Linked DNA regions of Homo sapiens: region 2 is linked to region 1. A link is a loop called in an ENCODE intact Hi-C map of the cell type or tissue named here. Cell type or tissue: CD14-positive monocyte. All regions are shown on one strand.

Evidence for each region. Peaks named below come from ENCODE experiments on the same cell type or tissue, not always from the same donor. Only the 100,000 strongest peaks of a DNase experiment are listed, where the experiment ranks them.
Region 2: it touches region 1 in a loop (1.9-fold over the local background); 1 of 110 quality-filtered maps calls a loop at or near these places.

Annotation. Positions count from the first base shown.
Region 1 is chr14:85,617,766-85,621,765 of GRCh38, forward strand. FLRT2 (fibronectin leucine rich transmembrane protein 2) reads left to right here. Exons shown (of 2, transcript NM_013231.6): 2 at 3,374-4,000. The coding sequence starts at 3,750. Among named protein-coding and RNA genes, the nearest start is that of FLRT2-AS1, 88 kb to the left of the region's middle. In CD14-positive monocyte, no CTCF peak of the experiment used is centred here; DNase peaks (open chromatin) are centred at 2,346 and 3,386; H3K4me3 peaks cover 618 bases; H3K27ac peaks cover 599 bases.
Region 2 is chr14:85,562,835-85,566,834 of GRCh38, forward strand. All of the region lies in intron 1 of FLRT2 (fibronectin leucine rich transmembrane protein 2), which reads left to right. Among named protein-coding and RNA genes, the nearest start is that of FLRT2-AS1, 33 kb to the left of the region's middle. In CD14-positive monocyte, no CTCF peak of the experiment used is centred here; no DNase peak of the experiment used is centred here.

The DNA.
Region 1 (4,000 bases):
TATTTTGTGGGATTCCCAAGAAGGTCAAAGAAAGCCCTGAGAGTTTGTTTTCATTCAAAATTGAACTTGTCATAGCCGATCAACACATTGTGGTCTAGATGGGACTTTTCTCCTATTAAGGTATATGAACAGTGACAGTTTGCCCCATGTAATCTTATTAGGAGCTTTCTTCAGAACCACATCATCTTCTTATATAATTACAAAAGAGCCACTCATGAGTAAAATATGCCTGCAAGAGAGCAAGGCCTGGGGGCAAAGGGTTGGCTGATGGGGGCCTGTTCTCTCCTTGCAGAGGACACAGTTCAGGAAATGGAAAATTTACGATCTGGATGCATAATAATAGTTTCTAGGCCCATCCCTGAGTACTTGGTTTGCTCCCAGTGTTAATGTCCTTGAGGCTGTTAGTTGATGAACTCTAAGCAAACACCATCATCCTCAAGTATTGATTTGTTTCTTAGCCCCTAATACTTGGCCTATAAGACAATGTAGAAGTATCTATTCTTTTTACATATGAACTTAGAGACCCTGGTGCTGCTGTTTTTCTCTCCTAGGACATTCTTTTCAGTGGTTGCTTCTATCACACTTTGAAGATGCCAGTAGAATACTTAAAAACATTACATTTTATTCTTTAGTCTCACTTTCCTATCTCTTGTGGAAGTAATTATTAATAGCACCAAACTGTTTTTTATTCTTAAATGTTTTACAAAAGTGGGCTCCGGTGATGACAAGTAACTCTTTAATGTCCTACTAGGCATTAGTACTTGTCATCTAGATAAACATTTTCTGTTAAGGCCAAGTGTCGTACATAGTCATTGCACTGCTCCACCCAGAAGATGTAATTTACATATAAGATGTTATTTGAGACTGTCTCCCGGGGACAAAAGTGATTAGTATGCCTTATCTCTTCTCAAAAGAGTCATGTAACATGCTCTTGCATCTATTTTACATTTAATAAATTAAAACATGAATGATTAAATAAGATGTTCATAGTGCTTCACAAATTTGAATGCGCCCATCCCAGGCTCTCGCTAACATTCTGGGCCTGAGGTTTAGCTTTTCTACCATCTTGCCAGGTTAGGCTCATGCTGCTGGACCAAGGACCACACTTGAGTACCAAGATGTTAGGGAACATTAAGATGGTTTGAAACCTGAGCTAAGGATGCCATCAGGCTGATAGCATTAAACTCATTTTTCCTATGCCACCTCAGTTATATAAATTATTCTTTAAGTTTATAGAGAGGTTTCTTTTGGAAGGAATGGCATCCTTTTCAGCAGCAAAATGTATATTAGGTTTTGTAAAAAATTAAATAATGCTTGACTTTTTTTTTTTTTTTTTCTTTTTGAGGCAGGTTCTTGCTCTGTCACCCAGGCTGGACTGCAACAGCATGATCTTGGCTCACCTCCGCCTCCCAGGCTCTGGCAATCCTCCCACCTCAGCCTTCAGAGTGGCAGAGACTACAGGCTCATACCACCGCACCTGGCTAATTTTTCTAATTTTTAATAGAAATGGGGTTTCACTATATTGCCCAAGCTGGTCTCGAACTCCTGGGCTCAAGCTATATGCCTGCCTCAGCCTCCCAAAGTGCTGAGATTACAGGTGTAAGCCACCACATGAAATCAAGCCCGGCCATGCTTGATTTTTAATAAAGCATCGTATCTCTCTATTTTACCTGAAAAAAGATCCCCTCCCACCCACCTTATATTTCCGAAACAATAAAAAATGAGTTTTACCTTTTCTGGTCATCGAAGGCATTTTTTGAGATGGCTTAACAATCTTTTAAATTATAGAACACATTTACAACATCCTTGACACTTAAATAACATTTCCAGTGTTCTTTTTTTCTTTTTTAATTATATTTCTAAAGATAGCTAAGAGAACAATTTCAAATAGTTCCTCTATGCTTTTAGATGTAAGTTGTTTCAATCTCCATGTATTGGTGAGAATTAAGAGACTTGCAGTTCGCCATGTCCTGTCATGTTAGCTTATTTTGTAGGGAAATCAAATCTGGCACCTTTCAATTAACTTCTTTACCTCTCTAATCTAAAAACAGATAGAATACATTCTGGAGCAAGAAGGCATGATTACTATCTGTGGATTGCCTTGACTTCCTCAACTGTGTCTTCTGTCATTTCGAAATTTGCTAAAAGACCTCCTATAAAAGCAGGAAAGCACAGACGGAAGGAAGGTGGTGCTGTTGAAAAATAATTTACCCCTAGTCGTGAGCTTGGCAACTCTTCAAGGGATCACAATGGTGTATCTCATCTGGACCTAGAGGTCTCGAAGGAGGAGATAAGTGGAAATGTTTTGTGGGCTGGAGCTTAGTCATTCTCCTCGGTGACTTGAGGTGCAAGCTATTTTGGAGGAAGATAAAGAGGAAGGGAGACAAGAAGTGGGAAAGAAAAAAGTCTCTCTGCCTTCATACATGCTTCTGTTCACTACGTTTATACTACTTTTTTTTCTTTGAAAAATTTTTTCTTTGAATTTCTTTTTTTTCTTTGAATGATTGTTTTAAATCATGTGGTAATGTGGTCATGACATATGTTAGGTAACAAAAAGAAAAATAATGATTCCAATTTTGTTAAGTATATGTATAGAAAAAAGGAAAGTAAGCAAATCGATCAGTTATCTTTGAGTGATAATATAATGAATAATCTTTATCACCTTCATACTGTGTTCTTTATATTTTATTCTCTAAAATTTTCCATTAAGCATGAATAAGGTTTTGTATCAGAGTTTTAAAATACATTTTAAAAGGAAATGGCAACTTATTCAGCTACAGCTTTTTTATAACATAGTATATGAAAGTTCATATCTAGTAAATGTATTTGGAAATATAATACATTTGGAATAACTTTTCTGTAAGGATGCATCTTTTTAAGTGACTTTATTAGTCTCCATGTTGCATTTTTAAATATATAACTCTGCAGGGCTTCACATTTTCCCCTTCACTTTTGCTAGCTGTCAGTCATCACCTCTACCTTGAAACTAGTCTATGACCAGTAGGATTTGTAGATAATTATCATTAACTGATTGAGTGGATTCAGCAGTGTGCCTGTTGTAATTAAGTGTTTGGATATGCAAATAGATAAAGAATAGATAAAAGAGAAGGTACTGATTAGGATGTTAAATTCACAATATGATGGTTGATAGTGACAGGTAATAGCATGATGTCCTTTTGAAGATACTATATTAATTATTTCTTGAATACCTTTTCAAGTAAGTTACTGTTATTTGAAATTCCACTTAATGCCAGCCCTGGCCCCTCAACATTTCATCCCAATCTCGTTGTTTTTGAAAGGCTCAGAGTCATATTGGGCACTTCTTTCATTACTGCCTTTAACTGACCATTTCCTCTTTTCTTTCCTGCAACAGATTGCAGATTGAGCTTAACCAAGAAGTTCGTAGGCTAATCAAGGCTGGCTTGACCTACAAAAGAAGAAGAGAGTTCTGCCTGCCCACTTGGGCTTGTGTTGACACGGCTGATAACTTGCCATCACCTGTTGCCAGTGTGGAAAAATTCTCCCTGTTGAATTTTTTGCACATGGAGGACAGCAGCAAAGAGGGCAACACAGGCTGATAAGACCAGAGACAGCAGGGAGATTATTTTACCATACGCCCTCAGGACGTTCCCTCTAGCTGGAGTTCTGGACTTCAACAGAACCCCATCCAGTCATTTTGATTTTGCTGTTTATTTTTTTTTTCTTTTTCTTTTTCCCACCACATTGTATTTTATTTCCGTACTTCAGAAATGGGCCTACAGACCACAAAGTGGCCCAGCCATGGGGCTTTTTTCCTGAAGTCTTGGCTTATCATTTCCCTGGGGCTCTACTCACAGGTGTCCAAACTCCTGGCCTGCCCTAGTGTGTGCCGCTGCGACAGGAACTTTGTCTACTGTAATGAGCGAAGCTTGACCTCAGTGCCTCTTGGGATCCCGGAGGGCGTAACTGTACTCTACCTCCACAACAACCAAATTAATAATGCTGGATTTCCTGCAGAACT
Region 2 (4,000 bases), 55 kb before region 1:
GTCCAGTGAAACTAAGCAAAGGGAACTTTATACCGTGAGGGAAAATCAATGGATTGTAACAGAACCCTGCAAGAAGAGACATAGCTTTCAAGTTCCAGAGACCTAGAGGTGACTGAGAAGCAGGATGTACCAGAAACTGGGCTTCTTGTTCTACTTATCTAGCGCCCTTTTCACAGTGTTGTATATGTAAATAAATAATAAAGCAGTGTGATTTTTAATTTTTTTTTTTTTTACTTATGTAAAGTTAGACATCAAAAAGCATCTGTTGGACCTCCACTCCTTAAAAGGAACACATACTAAGTTTGAGAATTATGGTTCTCTGGGCATTGCTGCCTGGCAATTACAGAAGCCTAGGGAAGTAGGGGTTATCACAGTTGTTCCCAGGTAATATCACAGTAGTTACCCCTGTCACCAGGGCCTTACAACCACTTCCTAATGGTGAGATTGGAATGAGACTGGATGTGTCTGACTCCATGGTCTATGTTGTTTAACAAATGCCAGATACATTGAGTCCCACACACCTTGTGTTAGTTTGTTCTCACACTGCTGTAATAAGCTACCTGAAACTGGGTAATTTATGAATAAAAGAGGTTTAATTGACTCACAGTTCCTCAGGCTGCACAGAAAGCATGGCTGGGGAGGCCTCAGGAAACTTACAGTTGTGGAAGAAGGGCGAAGGGGAAGCAGGCACCTTCTTCACATGGTGGAGCAGGAGGAAGAAAGAGAAGAGGGAAGTGCCACATACTTTTAAAAAACCAGATCTCCCAAGAACTCATTCACTATCATGAGAACAGCAAGGGGGAAGTCCACCTACATGATTCAATCACCTCCTTCCAGGCCCCTTCTCCAATGTGGGGATTACAATTCAACATGAGATTTGGGTGCGGACACAGCAAAACCATGACTTGGCTCAGATCTCTTACCTCCAAACCCTAGTACTTTATGTAATCTTAAAATAGAAAAACAGACAAACAAAAAAATAGATAAAGTTGACTTTTCTCTCAAGAAAAGTGAAATGTTCTATTTCCTCTTAGGTGGAGACCATGAGTATGTCTGCTATTTGTACATAACTCAATGGATGATAATTGATCTAAATTCCAGGGAAGACATGAGAGTTTAAAGGGAGACACTCATGTAGAAGCCCTAGTGTGAAAGGGCCCCTACATTTGACACTTACGTGGACAGCCAGAAGTCAGGGCACTTGTCCTCTTCCTACATAGATGAACTTATTAAGGGAAGGAGAGGGTGGACAGAGCGTTTTGCTTTTCTATGGCCCTGTTTTGAATGTTGACATGGCAGAACACCAAAGTGGCACTTGGCTACCTGCTCTTCTCTGCCTGTACATAGGGAATATTTCAGCCAAATGGCATTGTTTTCTCATAACCCACGAATTGATTTGGCCAGTGACTATGTATTACTCGAATATGTATTGCTTGGATTGGCTTCAATTGCCTATATCAGTTTAGAAGCTTTAACAATGTTTAACCCATATGTTGAGTAAAATTTGGGAGTATTAAAAGAAACACTGGTTTACCTCATTTTAGTACAAATGAATCGTCTTAGAGAAATAGAAAGCAATCAAAAATTAAACAAGTAAATACAATCACCAGTAACCCGGGTTAAAAATATATTTAGGTAATTAAAAGCCTAAGTCATTACATTTCCACTGGACCAACCAAGATTGTTCCAAATGTATTCGTGGAAGATTTATTAAAGGATATTTTGACATTGGCAAAAGGGCTAGTTTTCTGGTGGGTTATGAGGCTCTCAGATAACATCAAAAGGCAGTATTTGAAAGTAAGATTCTGTCATGCACACCGTTTTCTGTGTCTTTTGAAGACGTGGGTAACTCTATTACAGAAAAATACTACTATACCTAGCATGATTGAAACAAACTGTATGTAATGTAATGTAATAGTTCTTAAACTGTGCAGCTTCGCATCCTCTGCAAATCAGCTCCTACATCTGGACGATGAGAATTGTAATAGCACTGATCTCAAAGGGGTTTTTGGTTGTGATGTGAGATAGATAAGATTTATCATGTGATCACTAGTTTTATCAAGTGAAGGAGATAAGAGACTCATCCTATGATCACTAGTTATCTTGGCTCTCTGCCTTACCATTTCTATGATAGCAAGAAAAGAGCAACAAAGTTATGAACTCTGCCAGTCTTGGTATGCAATTTGTAAGATAGTATGTATAACAGTCAGTGGTACAAAGCCACAGAAATCCTAAAGTGTTATTTTAAACCAGATTTCCATTTTCGTCACCTCCATTCCTTTCAGGGATCTTGGGAAAGGGAATGAACTACTTTACTTTGAAAAACAGTTTTGTTTTGTTTTATTTTCTGAACGAAGATAATGAAAGCCTTCCTGACCCAAATAGCATATGCAGCCTGGAGTGTCATATATTGTTTTTGCATAGGAGTGATATTAATAACCTGAGTATGTATGCAGTCATCAAAATAGCTTTTGTCATAACATCACTTGTGTGCTGCTATTTGTCTCATAAGTAATCTGTCACATTCATTTTAAGTTGAAGTGTGGATATGTGACAGGTGGAATCTACAATTGTTTTATTGGGCTGGATGTAAAAATAATGACCTTGATGTTGCTATTCAGAATATTATGTGGCATCTGGGACCCCGATAGTTTCCCAATATTATTAATAGTGATATTACTACCTCTCCATTACATGCATGGTTAGTGATCAAAATTTTTTTTATTTATTTAAATTTTTGAATGATTTTAGAAACCATATGCATGGAGATGTATTAAGATATATAAGCTTCTTGTGGTGAGGTTATTGGTTTTAAAATACACATCGTTAGCTTTTAAAATAAAAGTTGGCATTTCGAGTTGTCATGCTTGAAAGACTCTTGGAAGTAGCATTAAAAGAATCCTAGATTGAAAGCTAATTTAGGTCAAGAGGGAAAATGTGCTTGATGTGACACTGATAACTTCATACCAATTGAATCCATGGGGCCTTGGAACCTGAAATGGAATTTATGATAAAATACCCACCATGAGGTCTTATCTTAATGGAGAAAACACATTGCTTTGTTAGTCCTCCAGACAGAAACTTCATTGTTTGGGGAATGATTTCAGTAGAGGATGAAAGGATGAATAAGCAAAATACACCGATTTTTTTGTCAACTGCCACCCCTCCCACCCCGATGTTCCCACCAATCATTAGAATAAGAAACATGAGTCTTTGTCCTCTGCCAAATCTAAGCCATGCCAACAAGTAAACCTGTATAGGAAAATGACACAATTAGGGAAATTTGCAAGTGCTATTATGCCAGCAGTAGTTTTTTCCATGAAGTAATCTGATGATTCATACACTGGAGATCAGGAGACAAAACAGATTCTACCTGGTTAGAGACCCACTATCACAATGATACTTGGCCTAATTCATTTTGGTTGAGGGCCTGATGAGCCACACATGCGTGGGTCAGGGAAGATGGTTTTCACCGGATGCCTGTTGAGTCTGATTGTAGAGACTTTCAAGAGAGGATTTTATTGAGGAAAAAAAGAAGCAAACATAACAAAGTATTATTCTGCTTTAGACTGAAATCAGGGACTGTTTTCTGAGAATAAAATGACTTCATAAAGGAATCAAGAAAATTATCTTGATGCTCAGCCTGTAAGATAATCAAAGGTAAATTCTCAAGTTGAATCCTAAAGGAACACTCAGTCCTCTTAACTTCCATGGTTGTGTGTGTGTGTGTGTGTGTGTGTGTGCAAGATAGAAATTTCTGCAGCTATTTAGGTGAAAGCACTTTGGAAAATGCAATATTTCGTATTCTTCAGTAGTTGATCCAAATACATACGGTGGAATATACAAGGTTTATATTCCTGGCCTGGTTGCAGGGGAAGAAAGTGTCATCTCGTGGCTGAAAAATAGTCTCAGTGTTGGATACTATGAAATCTTCAGCATGAAAAAAAAAAAAAGAACATATCCCTTCTATGTATTAGCTTCCCAGGAATGAAGCAAACAT